Regions from separate parts of the Homo sapiens genome. Here all the other regions are linked to region 2. Evidence: read pairs that join two places in POLR2A ChIA-PET (ENCODE). Cell type or tissue: GM12878. All regions are shown on one strand. Each heading gives the region's core, and the rest is flanking DNA. Links, peaks and the distances in the headings are about the cores only.

Region 1 (5,645 bases), core at 215-5,214, 72 kb after region 2:
CACAGGTCCAAGACCTCAGGCCAACTCAGGCTGGAAGGCACCTGCTCCTGTGGGGTGCTAGCCACCACTGGGGAGCAGAGATGAGCAGAGAAGGCTCCTGGAGCTTTGAAAGACGTAGGCAACCTGCTACCTGAAGGACCAGTGAGGAACCTTTTGACAGTCAAAGAAATTTTTTATGATAGGAACAATTTCTAATTGGTCCATGTGTGCACTCCTTTTCTTTTCCTGCTCTGCCCTGCCCTTTTTGAGATGGAGTCTCACTCTGTCACCCAGGCTGGAGTGCAGTGGCGTGATCTGGGCTCACTGCAACCTCCGCCTCTCTGGCTTAAGCGATTCTCCTGCCTCAGCCTTCCGAATATCTGGGATTACAGGCATATGCCTCCATGCCCGGCTAATTTTTGTATTTTGAGTTGAGACGGGGTTTCGCCATGTTGGCCAGGCTGGTCTCAAACCCCTGACCTCAGGTGATCCGCCCACCATGGCCTCCCAGAGTGCTAGGATTACAGGTGTGAGCCACTGCACCTGGCCGAGTCCACTCATTTTCTAACAGCAGTTCTCAGGTTCCTGTCCTTTAGGCCCATTTAGTTATACATTTGCATAATGCTTTGCAATTTTAAAAACACTTTTCTTAGACTGTGATCCTGTGGGAATTATTATTCCAATTTCTTGCGATTTTTTTTTTTTTAATTTTGCAAGCTGCCATGAATTCTTAGGAAAAAATGCATGGTAAACATTAGGCATACTTTTCAATATATGTGCAATGTGCGATATGCCACACATATGGCCAAAATGCAGTTGGCTCATTTTGACAGTTTTTTTTTTTGTTTTTTTTTTTAACGCTGCCATGCTGTTCCAATTGGTTTGGCTTGACAGTTTTGAAATTGACAATTTCTGCCTCTCCCAATCATTGCTCTCAAGGGCAGGGGTACCACACTGGACATTTCATTGGATCTTCGAAGGCCCTACATACAATGCTGATTCCCAGGCAGATACTTCATAGATGTTTACTTTCCATTGAGTTTATTTTGAGTTATTAGTAGGATGCCTTAGTTGGGATTCCATTTCCAACCTGAGGATCAGCAAAAATCATTTTATGCATCTGCAGTGTTCTTGTTAGGTAAGCACTGTTGGGACAGGTAGAGTGAATGGTTTAAATGCTTTCCTGTTAGATACCCTTATTTTTAAAGTGTGAGGTGTCCTTTCTTGATTTCTTTTCTTTTTTTTTTTTGATACGGAGTCTCGCTCTGTCACCCAGACTGGAGTGTAGTGGCGCGATCTGGGCTCACTGCAACCTCCGCCTCCCAGGTTCAAGCAATTCTCCTGCCTCAGCCTCCCAAGTAGCTGTGATTATAGGCACGTGCCACCACGCCTGGCTAACTTTTGTATTTTTAGTAGAGATGGGGTTTTGCCATGTTGGCCAGGCTGGTCTCGAACTCCTGACCTCAGGTGATCTGCCTGCCTCGGCCTCCTAAAGTGCTGGGATTACAGGGATGAGCCACCCCGTCCGATTCTTGATTTATTTTCTGTAATTGATTTGATGTGTGCAAATGTGTTTATCAATAGGAAGAGCACTTTCTGGAAGGCATTATTCAGAAGATTAAAGGAGAAATCCTCACCATCAGTTCTTAGTTTCTTGAAGCCCGTGGTGGAAATGGATACACAGATGACACAGAGACCATCCATTTTTCTGTTTTCTGTGTGTTTCTAGCCCCAGGCAAATCCTGCCAAGCTCTGTCTATTTTAATGGCCCCTGTTTCTGGTGTCACCTCTGGCTTGAGAACTGCATTTCCATTAGCCCCCCTTTCGTTCTCTTTAAGGATGGGGGGATTACTGTTCTCCAGGCATCATCAAGCAGAAAATCAGCACAGAGATGCTTATGAGCATGCTCTATCACACTAGTGTTTTTTAGATTTATTTTAGTGTTTAATTCTAGTATTTTATGGGAAACTAGTCTGTCTTTTGATATTGAATTACATAAAAATTATAAGCCCTGCTAAGCTTTGAGTGTGATTAAAAAACAGCTGAACATTTGAAACTTGGTCTGTATGGGATCCTAATTTGGGGTTCTCATGTGTGAAGGTCTCCTTTGATATCAAATATATAATGTTCCTTTAATGTAATACTGTCTATAAATGTGATTTTTTTTTCTCCAAGAAAGTTTAGTCTCTGCCCTACTTAACCTAAATATATAGCCCACCAGTATTTTATTTCTCTTTATCATAGGAACATAATTCAAGATCTCTTAGATTATGGTGATTCATAAACTTTCTAAATAAATTCTTTGCAAAATCATTAGATAAATATATATTATTTTAAATAAAGTAGGCAACGGTATAGTAATATCCTTCCCCCAAGACACAGAGTTAAGGCAACTTAATATGTTTGTATGTAAGAGGGGAAAAAAAGGTGACACAGATGTAAACCGGAAGGCCCAAGGTTCTTATCTTTGGGCAGAGGATTACATCTGGGTGCTTTTTATTTTCCATTTGCTCATCGGTTTTCTGAAATTTCCACAGCAGACTGTTACCTTGGTAGTGAGAAACAAAATGATACTTGATTTTTCAAAGAGGGTCATTTATACCTGTCCCCAGCCTCTTCCGCCTCCCAAGTGAAATGGGGCTTGCCAGCTGATTCATTTATGTTCTTTCTTGTTTTCTAAGTTAGTATATTGCTCAAAACAGCCCTTGCGAGCTCTAGGAGCTCAGGAGCAGTTTGGTGTCCTCAAAGCAGCCCCTTCCCTAAAGCTACAGCCTCTGGGTTAAGGACATGTAGCAGAGGTACTAGTGTGAGATGTCTGGGTTTTCTGGTTTGTTCTTGGACCCACAAAGCGCAGAGAGCTCCCAAACATGTTCTCAGGATGGGCGAGGGTAGAAGGTGTAAGTCTTGGTGCCTATCTGCAAGTGAAGGTGTTTTTAAGACACCATGTGCGTGAGCATGTGACCCATGTGGTTTATGATGCTGACTTTTTCCTCTGGGGAAATGCGAAATACTTAAAGCTCTTATCTGTCTGTACTGATTTTGAAAGCCAAGAGCCTAAGATTTTGACAATTAGTTAAAAAAAAAAATCTGCAAGTCATGTGGGAATTGTAAAAATCTTATGGGGAATAATAATTTTAACTTAACCAATAAATAACACAATAAAAATTAAAGCACTTAAAATACTGATTTAAGTGCTTTATTTGTTATTGCATAAATAAATAAATCAGGGAGCTGATTTACCCCACCACCCCTACCCATGTCAGACTCAAATTTTACTAGGATTATCTTGTTTCTTTTGCGTATTTATAGCTACTTTTCCTATGTTATTTGCCTTTAGGGCAAATTATATTCTCTTTGAGAATATTTTATTCTTATTTAAATTCTTTATTGTCTTGAATAGGCACAGTAACAATAAATTTATTCAAAATTCAACAATGGGGAAGAACTTTAATTAACCTGATTATTTTATATTTTTCTAGTGGAGTAGTGGTGTTAGTTCTACCATCAGAGCAGTAATAGTTGTTTTAGATTAAATTTTACCTTGAAAAAGTTGATATTGGAGACATGAAGTTTTCTTTTTTTTTTTTTTCTTGAGATGGAGTCTCACACAGTCACCCAGTCTGGAGTGCGATGGCCCAATCTTGGCTCACTGCAGCTCTGCCTCCTGGGTTCAAGCGATTCTCCTTCCTCAGCCTCCCAAGTAGCTGGGATTACAGGCGCCTGCCACCACGCCTGGCTAATTTTTTGTATTTTTAGTAGAGCCAGGGTTTCACTATGTTGGCCAGGCTTGTCTCGAACTCCTGCCCTCGTTATCCTCCTGCCTTGGCCTCCCAAAGTGCTGGGATTACAGGCGTGAGCCACCGCATCCAGCCCCTATGAGGTTTTCATGTGTTTTGGAGGCCCTCTGTAGTGCATCAGTATCCCCCATCACATAGTGTGTACGCAGTCAGCCAGCTCTGCTTGATGGGCTGGGTGTATGGGGAGATGTTTCTGGGTATGGTGTGGGGTTTTGTGTGTGGTGTGTTGTGAATGTGGTATGTGTATGTATACTTGTGTATTTTGTATGTGTAGTTTGGATGAGATGTGCATGTGTGTAGTATGTGACATACATGGTGTATGTGTGTGTATGTGGAATATGGTGTGCATGTCTGGAGTATCTGGCATGTGTGTAGATGTGTAGTGTGTGCGGCATACATGGTAAGTAGATATATGTATGTGGCATATATGATATGATCTGTGTGTGCGCGTTAGTGTGTCTGCAGGAGCATTCGAGAATGCCAGCGAGGATGCATTTCCTATCATCTGTTCTTAATGGAGAAGGATTTCTGGAAGCAGCAGATGGTGTGAAGTGTGCAGCTGTGAAGTTAGAAGAAAATCTTGGTAAGGACCAGATTGGTTCTGGGCAGGAAGGAGTATCCTCATAAAATCAAGCCCCTAAAGCTATAAACATCAGATAGCAGGGCCCGAGGCAAGCGGGGGTTTGAGAGGAGTCACAATGTGCTCTCATTTACAAAAGTAGTGGCTGCCAGCTTTTTATCCAAAATCCCTTAGGAATTACAGTTGTTTTACGGGCCCAAAATGCTTTGTAACTCAGCAGATGGCTTGAAGACTTCAGTATCTTCCCATTTTTACTTTAAGGTCAAAAGGATTCTAATTAAAGTTAAAGCTACAATCTCAATGTCATTGTTTAAATGAATTCACCAAGACAATAGTTGTGGAATCTTTTCAGAGGAAATTTAAGATGTTAATTTCCCACTGAAGTATAGTCTAATAATTGAGCTAAATAATGGCACTAAAGAATGACTTGGGGGTTTGCCCTCTTGGAGTCCATTTATTCTTAAAGAAAGATTTTTCCCTTTAATTATCAAACTAATAATGGCCATTGGAGGTGGGGAACTGGGAAGAAAAAAAATCACCAAAAATTCCACTCCCAAAGAAAATCATTGTAAATATTCAGTCATTTCCCAAGCATATCTGTAGATGTCCGAGTGTGTGTAGATGTCTATTTTGGTTTATTTTGCAGATCTGTGCTCATGTTATATACATAAAAGCTATATCCTTCCATTCGCCTTAAGATTCTATTATTTTCTCACTTTGAAAGGCCTTTAACTGAAGTCCACTGAAATCTTCAACAACACGGTTCATTTGTCTTTGAGACGGGTTGTTAGAACAAAAATTTGAACAGTTCTTTTAAAATACTGAAATAAGTGAGACCCAGTATTGATGGGAATGACTTTCTGCCCAGCTGTTTTCTTGTTGGCTGATTCCATAGGAATTGCCCGCATATGAAAAAGAAAATTGTAACAGATTAAAAAACAAAACCTCATCTGCTTGACATTAAATGTTACTTGTAACTTAAAAAATTAAATTACAAAACCATAATGAATTATTAAGCTTTATAAACTATTGGCTTTTAAAAAATTTATTGAGTTTTAAAAATTAAGTGTTTTTGTGTCATTGGCTGTGATGAATCTTTGTGTTTGTTAGACAGTAAGTTTATTTGGATGCTAAGAGATCTGCTAAACAGCCCCACTGGATTTTATATATTTAAAATATATCTTAAAATATTTTATTTATATTTAAACATATATAGTTTAAAATATAAAATTAAATTAAAACTAATTTAAGATTAATTTTATTGCTAACATACAAAGAGTTTTCATAAA
Region 2 (5,645 bases), core at 358-5,357:
TTCTTCTCAAATAAAAGACTCCAAAGAGATACTTCACTATTATTACAAACAAAGCATTTCCGCTTTGTGGCTTTATACCATGTAAACATAATTAAAATGTATTTGCTTTTGAAACAGAAACACGTTTCTTGGGTGCTAATGCAGATTTTTGATGCATATGATAAACAAGCTGAAAGTAAAACAAAAGATAGTCAGGTTTTTTTCTAATCAATTTTTCTCTCCTAATTCTATTATATTGAAACTTATTTTTCAAAATCTGTTCCTTGTTGCCATAGTGATCAGCTCCCGATGTGAAATTATATCACACTGGCTCTCTTTCAAGTTTCAATAATGTGCCGTCACCACCCACTTCTCTTTTAAAATGTTTAAATCCTCTAATCAGTGAGCATCTTAATAGCCTCACTTTTGGGGAACTGAAGTAGGAGCTGGGAGCTGAGGAAAAGGTATTGTATGGAAAGTGGGAGTGAAATGAAAGAAATAGAAAAATGTGAACTTTGAAAATAAATTAATTTATCATAGAAAATAAGATTCGACCTTCCACATATAGCAATTTCCTCTTTCCAACATACCTCAAATGTTAATTTTATAAATGATATGCTAGGGCCAGGCGCGGTGGCTCATGCCTGTAATCCCAACATTTTGGGATGCCAAGGTGGGTGGATAACTTGAGGTCAGGAATTCGAGACCAGCCTGGCCAATATGGTGAATCCCCATTTCTATTAAAAGTACAAAAAAATTAGCTGGGCGTGGTGGCACACGCCTGTAATCCCAGCTATTTGGGAAGCTGAGGCAGGAGAATCGCTTGAACCCAGGAGGCAGAAGTTACAGTGAACCGAGATTGAACCACTGCACTCCAGCTTGGGCGACAGAGCAAGATTCTATCTAAAAAAATAATAAAATAAAAATAAAAGTAATAAAAAATATATAAATGATATGCTAATGGGTGAATTGAACTTTAACTGAAAATGAGAGTAATTTGAGAATGAAGGTATATGGTCTGTATTAAAACTCATAAGAATACCCTTAATATAGAAGTAATCTTTACAAAGCAATGAGGAAAAAAATATTCACACTTCAATAAAACAATGGGAAATAGGTATAGATAGCCAGTTTACAAATGAAAAAAGTAAAATACTCAATAGACACATAAAAGAATGTTCAATTTTGCTAGTAGTCCAAGAAATAAAAATAAAACAAGATGCCATCTTTTGCTTGATGATTTATAAAAATCTCAAAGGATGATAATGCCAATATAGCTAGAGTTTAGAAAAATAAGCATTGAATAAACAATGATATTTACACTAGCTTTTTTTTTTTTTTTTTTTTTTGAGACAGAGTCTTTGTTTCACCCAGGCTGGAGTGCAGTGGCTCGATCTCGGATCACTGCAACCTCCGCCTCCTGGGTTCAAGCCATTCTCGTGCCTAACACTCATGAGTAGCTGGGATTACAGGTGCCCGCCACCACGCCCAGCTAATTTTTTGTTTATTTAGTAGAGACAGGGTTTCACCATGTTGGCCAGCCTGGTCTCAAACTCCTGACCTCAAGTGATCTGCCCGCCTCGGCCTCCCAAAGTGCTGGAATTACAGGCATGAGCACCAAGCCTGGCCTCTTAGCTTTGTTTTCATTAAAAAAAAAAAAAAAAAAAAAAGGCCAGGCTTGGTGGCTCATGCCTGTAATCCCAGCACTTTGAGAGGCTGAGGCAGGCGGATCATGAGGTCTGGAGTTCGAGACCAACCTGGCCAACATGGTGAAACCCCATCTCTACTAAAAATACAAAAAATGAGCCAGGCATGGTGGCACACACCTGTAGTCCCAGCTACTCAGGAGGCTGAGGCAGGAGTATCGCTTGAACCTGGAGGCGGAGGTTACGGTGAGCCCAGATCACACTACTGCACTTCAGCTTGGCAACAGAGCGAGACTCCGTCTCAAAAAAAAAAAAAAAATGGAACCAACCTCAATGTCCACCAATAGGGAAGAGTTATAGAAATTATAATTTAACTACATGATGGAATGTTCTCAAACCATTGAACATGAAAATGATGACTTCATCTGTATTTCTTGACATTAAACGATCTCATATTGACATGGAAAGATATCCATATAACATGTGGCAAACAAGAAAAAAAAGCAGATGGAGACTAGGAAGACTTCTGAAAATACCCTAGGATAAATGAATGTGTGTGGATCTCCACAGAAACACGTTTAGATGCTGCCACACCAAAATATGAACTGTGGTTACTGCTGAAAGATATACTTATGAGTGATTTTTATTTTATAAATGCTGTGTTATGTGAATATTTATATTCAGCAGGTTGAAATCAGGTTAGCAAGAGAAATATTTCCATTTCCATTACACACAGGATAATTTTCTTACAAAAAAATTTAAGACATAAGTTCCCAGACATGTAAAGCTATGAAGACTGAAGCAGACCTTGAAAATCTTAGTCCTAAAAGGAAGTGGTGGTGATTGGGTTGGGGAAAGTTTGTGGAAATCCCTGGTACGAATCTGTTACTGAACACGTAGTTATTGACTACGAACCTGGACTTAACCCTCTCATTTTACAAGAAAGGAAGGCCAGGCCAGGCGTGGTGGCTCACACATTCCCAGCACTTTGGGAGGCCAAGGTGGGTGGATCACGAGGTCAGGAATTCAAGACCAGCCTGGCCAAGATGGTGACACCCCGTCTCTACTAAAAATATTAAAATTAGCCTGGCATGGTGGCAGGTGCCTGTAATCCCAGCTACTCGGGAGGCTGAGGCAGGAGAATCGCTTGAACCCAGAGGACGGAGGTTGCAGCGAGCTGAGATCGCGCCACTGCAGTCCAGCCTAGGTGACAGAGTGAGACTCCATCTCAAAAAAAAGAAAAAAAGAAAGAAAGAAAGGCCAGACTCTCAAGGGTGAAGGTGCTTGCTCTAGGTCACAGGAGTGAAGGGAGGAACTGGCATTTCCTGACTCCGAGTCTCTGGTTTTCTCACCCAAACATGCCACCCCCATTGTGCAAACTGGCTTTTCCCTCCAGCAATTTCGAGTGGCTGTCTATTTTGTATAGCGAAAGGAGGTTTTTGTAGTGGATGACAAATCTTGAGCTAAAAAAGAAACATAGTATGACTCAAACAGTGAGCTGAGTTTACATAGAAATTATAGGCCTGTGCTGCTGTTTGGTAAGATTTTGGAACTAATTACTAGGTATTCCCAAAACAACACTTCTCTGGGCATCACGTGCATTTCTGAAAATTTCCTGAGGGTGATTGCTGGCCAAGAGCATTTCCTGCATGAAAATCCGAACAGTTTCTTTTTTATTGTTACACTCTGATGCAAGATTTCTAAGAATCTTTCTGTGAATCAAAGACTTCACTAGAAATAATGCTGTGTGGAGTCCCTTTACTACCTAGGGACCTATTCAGCTAAACAAGCATTTCTGTTGCAATGTAAATCAACTTTCTGGAATCAAAGAGATTCCAGTTTAAATTTGTCTATAACACACATGAGTGTGAGTAGAGTGGTTGAATGGGGAAAGCCCAGTCTTGAACTGACATGTCTTAGAACACTGAAAAATGTCACAAGTTATGTCTGTGTTTCTGCTGGTGTCTCCTGTGAACTCTCACATCTGGCCTCAGCCACATTCTCCAAGGGGGTGCACCCCACACTCTTCCTTTCCGTTTGGTGTTTTCTTTGCTTTCTGATGATACTTGGGGACCTTGTCCTTGCTGCCGGTGCCCATCAGAGGAAGGTCAAAGTCCATTCCCAAGACTCTCTTGGATGCTCCCAATGGTGTCAAGCCTCAATGATAGCTGGTGATGCATTCTCTGGAGACTGGGGAGAAAGCTTGGCTGATACTGGGCCACAATTTGTCACCTGAAGCTGAAGGGAGCTGAGTCTTGAGAAAGAAAAATCTTTTATCTGAGGAATGCAAGTCTCTCAAATTATCAGGCCCAGAAACACATTTAAATTTAACAGCAGTCATCTCACTCCCCTTTGAGCTAAATAATTACCTCTTAGAGCCTGAGGCCAAGTAGTCATAAAATGCCATACACTCTATAGTTGAAAAGTGTATAGCCAATCACTAACCAATGTTATTTCTGTAAACCAATGAGAATTCCTGACAAACAACTTTAGTAATCAGCCCCTTCTCCTGATTTTTTTTTTTCATTAAAAAATGTGAGCCTCCGCCTGTAATCCCAGCACTTTGGAAGGCGGAGGCGGGCGGATCACGAGGTCAGGAGATCGAGACCATCATGGCTAACACGGTGAAACCCCGTCTCTACTAAAAATACAAAAAAAAAAAAAATTAGCCGGTGTGGTGGCGGGTGCCTGTAGTCCCAGCTACTAGGGAGGCTGAGGCAGGAGGATGGCGTGAACCTGGGAGGCGGAGCTTGCAGTGAGCCGAGATAGTGCCACTGCACTCCAGCCTAGGCAACAGAGCGAGACTCCATCTCAAAAACAAAAACAAAAACAAAAACAAAACAAAACAAAACAAAATGTGAGCCTCTCTTTTGTTCTTCGAAGCACTCCCCAAGGCAACTTGGAAGTGTCTTCTCAGCTGCAGTCCTTAACTTTTGCACTTGAATAAACTCTCTTTAAACTAGATTCTGACCTTTTTGACTATTTTAAATTGGCAGTCTGCACCAATGTCTCCACCAGAGCCAGGAAGGTGGAGACCCAGCACCAAAACACCCTCCCAATTCTCTCTTTCCTCCAGGCCAAGATAACCATCCTTATCTTTTATTTAACAATACACAGGCCTGATGCAAATCAGCTCATGCAAATCACACCTTCAAGACCTGCCCCCAGCTCACTGGACGGGTCTAGACCAGTGCGAATGAGCTCAAATAAGGATCTTGGCTACATGCATTTCCCTTGTCATTTTATACTCCAAAGCAAAAACCTGTTTTGGAAGAATGAAACCAGTTTGCATGGTGCTAAAAAAAGTTTAACACCTGGCTGCCCTAAAAATTTTCAGGTCAAGTTCACCGTGAAGGGAATGCAAAATGCAACACATAAACATAGCTCTGAAAACCAACGAAGACACAAAAACCAAACAATGAAAATATTGTCCCTTCCTCTGGTTTAAATATGTCATTTCCATAAGACCAGATCAAGTCGCTGTTGGACAACTTTTTAAAAGATAGCAACAGTTTAAGCTTAATTTCATTTTAATTTTTCAAAGTGAACTTTAAAAAACACCTTATGTGACTTCCATGAATACACTGAAACACCGTGTTACAGAGCAGCTAAAATAGGAGACCTGGCTCCATTTCGATAATAAATGGTTGGGCTCACTAATGCGCTCAGATCGATGTCAAGCATGGGGGATTATCTACATAAACACACAAACTTTAGCACCTCTAAATTTGACTACTCAGACATAAATGTGACTGGTCTAAGAGAAGATCAATGTTTATAGCCTTAAAGTCACTCAATATTTAATTTAAATGCAAGCTGGTTTATGCCTGAAGCCAATGCCTGACATTTTAGATTTTTTTTTTTTTTTCTTTTTTTTGAGACGGAGTCTGGCTCTGTCATGCAGTGGCATGATCTCGGCTCACTGCAACCTCTGCCTTCTGAGTTCAAGCAGTTCTCCTGCCTCAGCCTCCCTAGTAGCTGGGATTACAGGCGTGTGCCGCCACACCCGGCTAATTTTTG
Region 3 (5,645 bases), core at 430-5,429, 150 kb after region 2:
GAGCACATACTTTATCTAGCACAGACTTCCAAATTCTAGCCTGTTTTATGTAAGCAATAAGTTGATCACTACTATAGGAGAAGTAACATGAGAAAGACTGCCTCAAAGGGTTAGTGATTCTATGGGAAGGGCAAGATGCACACTTAGCATTATAAAATGATTTTTTTAAAAAATATACAGTTTAAAACAGTGGCTCTTAAACTTTAGCATGCATCAGAATTGCCTGAAGGGCTTGTTTGACTATTTGACAGGCTTCCAGAGTTTTGTATTCAGTGGGTTTGGGGTGGGACCTAGGCGTTTGCATTTTTATTTAATTTTATTTTTCCTAGAGACGGGGTGTCCCTATGTTACCCAGGCTGGCCTCAAGCTCCTGCACTCAAGCGCTTCTCCTGCGTCAGCCTCCTGAGTAGGTGGGACTGGGGTGTAAGCCACTGGGCCCAGCTCAGAATTGACTTTTTGGTTTTTTTCTTGAGACAGGGTCTCATTCTGTCACCCAGGCTGGAATGCAGTGGTGCAATCATAGCTCACTGCAGCCTTGAACTCCCGGGCTCGAGTGATTCTCCCACTTCTGCCTCCTGAGTAGCTGGGATTACAGGTGTGTGGCACCACACTCAGCTATTTTTTATTTTTTGTAGCTTCAGTGTCATTTTGTTGCTCAGGCTGGTCTCGACCTCCTGGGCTTATGCAGCCCTCTCACCCTGTCCTCCCAAGTTGCTGGAATTACAGTTGTGAGCCACAACGCCCAGCCAGAATTTCAATTTTTCCTTTTTTCCTAACCTTGAAAGCCAGAATTTCCATTTTTAACAGATTCCCGGGTGATGCGGATGCTGCTGGTCTGGGTTCATCTTTTGAGAGGCTGTGCTCCCCAAAAAGGATATGTTGAAGTGCTATGTCCCTGTCTTAGTTCATTTTGGGTTTTGCAATAACAAGACCACAGACTGGGTAATTTATAGAGAAAATAAGTTTATGTCTTACAGTGCTGGAGGCAGGAAGTACATTTTGCTGCATGTGATGTGAGTCTTCTTACTGTCATAACATGGCAAAAGGCATCGCGTGGCAAGAGAGGGCAAGAGCCCACTCCCAGGAGCCCTTTTTTAAAGGTACTAAACTGACCCATGAAGGTGGAGGAGCCCTTATGGCCTAAATTTCTTCTTAAAGTCCCTACCTCTCAACACTCTTACAATGGCAATTAAATCTCAACTTGAGTTTTGGAGAGGACAAACATTCAAACCGTAGCACCATAGTATCTCAGAACATGACCTTTTTGGATATGAGATTGTTTTAGATGTAATTAGTTAAGATGAGGTCATACTGGAATAGCACAGAGAACCTAATCTGATAGGACTGGTGTCCTTATAAGAAGGCCCTGTGGAGACAGAGGAATGGAGTGAAGCATCTATACGCCAAGGAACCTGCCAGAAACTAGGACAGAGGCATGGAGCAGATTCATCCTCAGATCCCTTAGAAGGACCATCCCTACCAACGTACTGAGTTAGGACTGCCAGCCCCCAAAACTATGTGATAGCAGGTTGTTGTTTTAAACCACCCCATGTGTGGTCCTTTGTTAGGGCAGGCCTAGGAAACTAACACAGAGGCACCAGTTAACAGAAACTAGATTTCCTGGACTGGGAGCCTACTCGCATGTTGATCTAAAATTCTATAAGCAAGTTAGAAACAAAACAAAACATAATGCCTAATTATGGTAATGCCATCAGGTAACTGCAAAATGACGCAATACATACATCTCACTCCCTGCAGATAGCCTGAGCAGAGAAGGATTGGAGCGGGGGTGGGGGTTTGGAGTCTAACATAAGATAAGGAAGAAATGGACATCACCAGGTTCTGGCCTGCTTCAGGATGGTCACCTGAGTAGCTCTGGATCACATGTCTGAAAGGTTACCATGTTAAGAATTATAAAGTAAAAGTGCTAAGATGGCCAAGTAAGTATTGGCATGGTGGATTGTTCCAGAGAAATCAAGCCAGTTTGGTTCTCCAATCCTAAATGTCTCCCCTTATTTGTTCTGCTTCCATTTCGAAGCACATCTTTAAAACAGAGTAACCCCATTTAGCTTTCTCTCTCTTTCTTTGTGACAGGAAATTCCATTTAATTAGTGCAGTCTGCTATGGTTGTAGCCAAGTGCAGGGCGTGGAGTGAATAATGCATTTTTTATATTTAAAAAGGTAAATTTTGCTGATTTTTTTAATCATGGTAAAACAACATACAGTTTACCATCTTAACCATTTTTAAGTGCACAGTACAGCAGTGTTAATTCTATGCATATTGTTGTGCAACAGATTTCTAGAACCTTTTCGTCTTGCAAAACTGAAATGCTGTGCCTATTGAACAACTCCTTTTTAGCTCTGTGTTTTACTTTGGCTAAGTTAATAATTTCTGGAATTCAGTTTGCCCATCACAAACAACTGCTAAGTTGTATTCAAACATTTGTGCAATATTAGGTCACTTTATGTAGGATCACGGTTCAGTTGGCTCACTCTCTCATAACCAAACTGAGATGCAAAATAATCAGAATACAAATACAACTTTGTTTTTCATTGTATGTCAGCGTGGTGCATGTATGTAGACGAACACATGGTGCCTTGGTCAGCAAGATCAGAATCGCAAGAGCCTTTGAAGAAACACATGCAGTGATTAAAGTGATAGTTTCAAAGGATCTTAAAAGTGGCAAAAATTGTACAGAGCTGAATGTGGTGGTCGGGACTTAGGGAAGCTGATAAATGGGGTGTGTGGCACAGAGCCCTTCAGTCTCCCTGTCTCTGCTTCTCTCTGGGCGCTCACGAACCACAATAGCACACACTCAGACTTCCTCAATGCGTTCTTTTGCTGCCACATTTGTTCTCTCTTTTCTGAGCTCGAGCCAGCTCTTTTGACTTTTTGAACTTTTGTCTTTATTCACAAAGGTAATTTCAAGAGCTCTTGTGGGTTCCACTTCTGGCATCCCGCTCCTCAGATACCTACTATTAGGCAAGAGCAGAGAAGTAAAGTGCATTTGGCAGCAGTCTCTGCCTTTCAAAGCAGAGCTAAATCATGTAAAATAGGTTATTTTCCATCCAGGCATTCTCTTGAGAAAGAAAACCCTGTGTGTGTCTTCCCCCATACTCTCACTTCTTGCCAGTTCAGTTGAAAAGTGTTCCCTTAATGTTATTAAATAGGTATTTTCACTCACTGAAGTGGATTATTTGATTTCTGCACGGTCTTAAGAAAAAGTGAGACAATAGGAGTCTTACAAACAAACCCTATGTGGTATCTGTGAGCTCATAGATCTGTAGTTTTTAGGATATAGTCATAACTTTAGTATCTGCCATGATGTTCTCCATGCTGAATACATGAGCTATAAGTAATATTTGGAATCTCTGTTTATCTCCAAGAAAGACCCATGATCGTGGTTAAAGTTTGGGAAACTGAGGCAATGCTGCTTAGTCACAGCTCCAGGCAGGTGACTATTCTTAGACTCCTTCCCAGGGACTAGACTCTTCTGCATCACTCTCTGGGGTGGTGCAGGTCCTGCAAATTGTTCATACTTCCTCTTAGAAACTCTCCCTGATCTCATATCTTCTTCTTCCTGTTTTGGCCAACTGCTTCCCCAACCTGCACATCAAGCGGGTGTAATGGAAGAGAACTTTGTGGAATTGCGGCTTTAGCTGTCCCCTCACAGGTACTGGTTTTGCCTCTTGCCCAGTTCCCTCTCTTCGCTGCTCCAGTATGTTCCCCATCCTTGTCGTGGGCTCCCCGGCACTGTGGCTGCCGCCATCCTGGCCAGGCAGCTGCCTCTCTCCACCCAGAGCCAAGTCCCTTCCAGGCCCTGGGACTGCCTGTTTGGTGGTCAGGCTCCACTCAAACCTTCCATTTGGCTTTCCCCCACTCTGGTCATACGGAGTCCACATCCAGGTCTTGCTGTGCCCAGAATTCTGGGATGGTGACTGGAGTGAGGGTTGGAGACAGGCAGCCGGGGATGGTTCGTCTCCAGCTGGTACTCCAAGACGGAGAGTGCCTAGGCCACAGGTCATGAGAGCATTGCTTTATTAGATCAGTATCTGCAAGCAGGTCAGTGACAGTCTTCCCAAGACGTCCTTGAGCCCCTCAGAGCATCCCCTTCTGCCTCACGTCCTTGCAAAATGTGGTTTAACAAGCAAATACTTCCAAGAACAACCTCATACTGCTTTTTCCTCCTAATTTGTATTTCCAGATAACCAAGTATTACCTCACCTTCTTCTATTTAACAACTCTTTATTTCCCTGTGTGTAACTTGTTTTTAATATTGTCAAAATTACTGCAATGCAAATGAGGAACATCAGGGATCCAGCGGGACCGCTGGGAATATGTGCTTGTTCCGTGTTGAAATGTCAGTTTCATTTCCAGCCTCTGAATGAAGGCAGTGACCGAGCATGGCTACTGTGAGATGCAAACACTATTCAATTAACAGAGTTACATAGAAATGGGCTCAAGGACCTGGTCTTCCCTGGACGACAGAAGTGTCATTGACGTTTCCCCTAATATTTTGATAGGAAAATTCAAGTAGAGTTGATTATTTCAAAAATGTAGGGTAGAACGTTCACTACTTTTAAGGCACTTGCACTTAGGCATGGGTCTTCCCAAACTGCCTGAAGAGAGGATATGGTTAAACAACTGAGTGGCTTTCCTTGGAGGAAAAGGGAAACTGCCCTTCACTTTACCTTTCTGAGTCAGCCACAGTGGGCGCCTCCCTGAAATGATCTCATTTAATCCTTGCGTGCAACTCTAGGAGAGTGGTGTTACCACCCTGCAGGTAAGGAACGCTGTGCCCCCTCTGTCCACATATAGGTCACAGGAGCCGGTAGAGAGATGCTCATTCTCAGACAGTAGCCTCTTGGAGAGAGAATTCTTTTGTTTGAGTTTTCTAAGCCCTAGGATTCTGCTAAGCCACTGTAGGATTTTGCCTGCAAGGCCCCATTGTCTGTGGGCTGGTTGGCCAGCTTTGCTCTTCCTTCTTGAGAGTGACTTTCACATTCCAGTGGTTCTGGAGACACATTTGCTCCTCCTCCATTTGAAAGCAGTGATTTAGAAGCTTTTGAAAGCCAACCTGGCCTCCCAGGGCCCCTCACCTTTCTGCTTCCTTCTCTAGCGTGGCTGCATTGTTCTTGCCCCTCATTTCTTAGCATTTCCATGAAGTTGGGGGTGGGCAGAAGATGTTCTAGTTTTCCAGTGGGATTGCTGAAGCCTAGGAGTGGGATGGCTTCATGGGGGCTCTGGTGTGATAGTGGCATGTGCCTATATGCCCCTTGCATATGTTTCTTTGAGGGCAAGACTACGTCCTACTCTGGCACCCACAGCACTGAAGACTGTGCTTGGCCCAATACATGGATGTCAAGTCCAGATAGAGCAGGAAGAACAGCAGGATCTGAAAAAGAGTCACGTGTGGCTCAAGAACCAGTTAGTTGACCAGGGAGAAGGACAGTTTTGGGGGGAAACGTTGATTTACTTGCATGAGCTTCAGAAAACTCTTGACTGAGTTTCCTAAAGAGCAAAGTACCCCATCCTCTTGAGTATCAGGGTTTGGGTCAGTTTGGGTCCTACCAGGAAACAGACGGCCCACACAAACAGGGAAATTTGAGACTTAACAAACATGTGTGCAAGGTTTGGAGAACAT

What was found. ChIA-PET counts read pairs that join two places held together with the same protein. Peaks named below come from ENCODE experiments on the same cell type or tissue, not always from the same donor. Only the 100,000 strongest peaks of a DNase experiment are listed, where the experiment ranks them.
Region 1: POLR2A ChIA-PET joins it to region 2 with 7 read pairs; 2 of 35 experiments call an interaction of 5 or more read pairs at or near these places.
Region 3: POLR2A ChIA-PET joins it to region 2 with 5 read pairs; 3 of 35 experiments call an interaction of 5 or more read pairs at or near these places.

The regions. Positions count from the first base shown.
Region 1 is chr9:87,533,435-87,539,079 of GRCh38, forward strand. The region is part of intron 2 of DAPK1 (death associated protein kinase 1); the gene reads left to right. Among named protein-coding and RNA genes, the nearest start is that of DAPK1-IT1, 17 kb to the right of the region's middle. In GM12878, for the core only: no CTCF peak of the experiment used is centred there; DNase peaks (open chromatin) are centred at 2,717 and 2,897; H3K27ac peaks cover 2,583 bases.
Region 2 is chr9:87,461,196-87,466,840 of GRCh38, forward strand. No RefSeq gene overlaps it. Among named protein-coding and RNA genes, the nearest start is that of DAPK1, 34 kb to the right of the region's middle. RefSeq lists enhancers at 3,611-3,850, 4,692-4,741. In GM12878, for the core only: no CTCF peak of the experiment used is centred there; DNase peaks (open chromatin) are centred at 2,496, 3,056 and 3,576; H3K4me3 peaks cover 272 bases; H3K27ac peaks cover 2,169 bases.
Region 3 is chr9:87,611,007-87,616,651 of GRCh38, forward strand. All of the region lies in intron 3 of DAPK1 (death associated protein kinase 1), which reads left to right. Among named protein-coding and RNA genes, the nearest start is that of DAPK1-IT1, 60 kb to the left of the region's middle. In GM12878, for the core only: no CTCF peak of the experiment used is centred there; DNase peaks (open chromatin) are centred at 2,525 and 2,875; H3K4me3 peaks cover 544 bases; H3K27ac peaks cover 1,773 bases.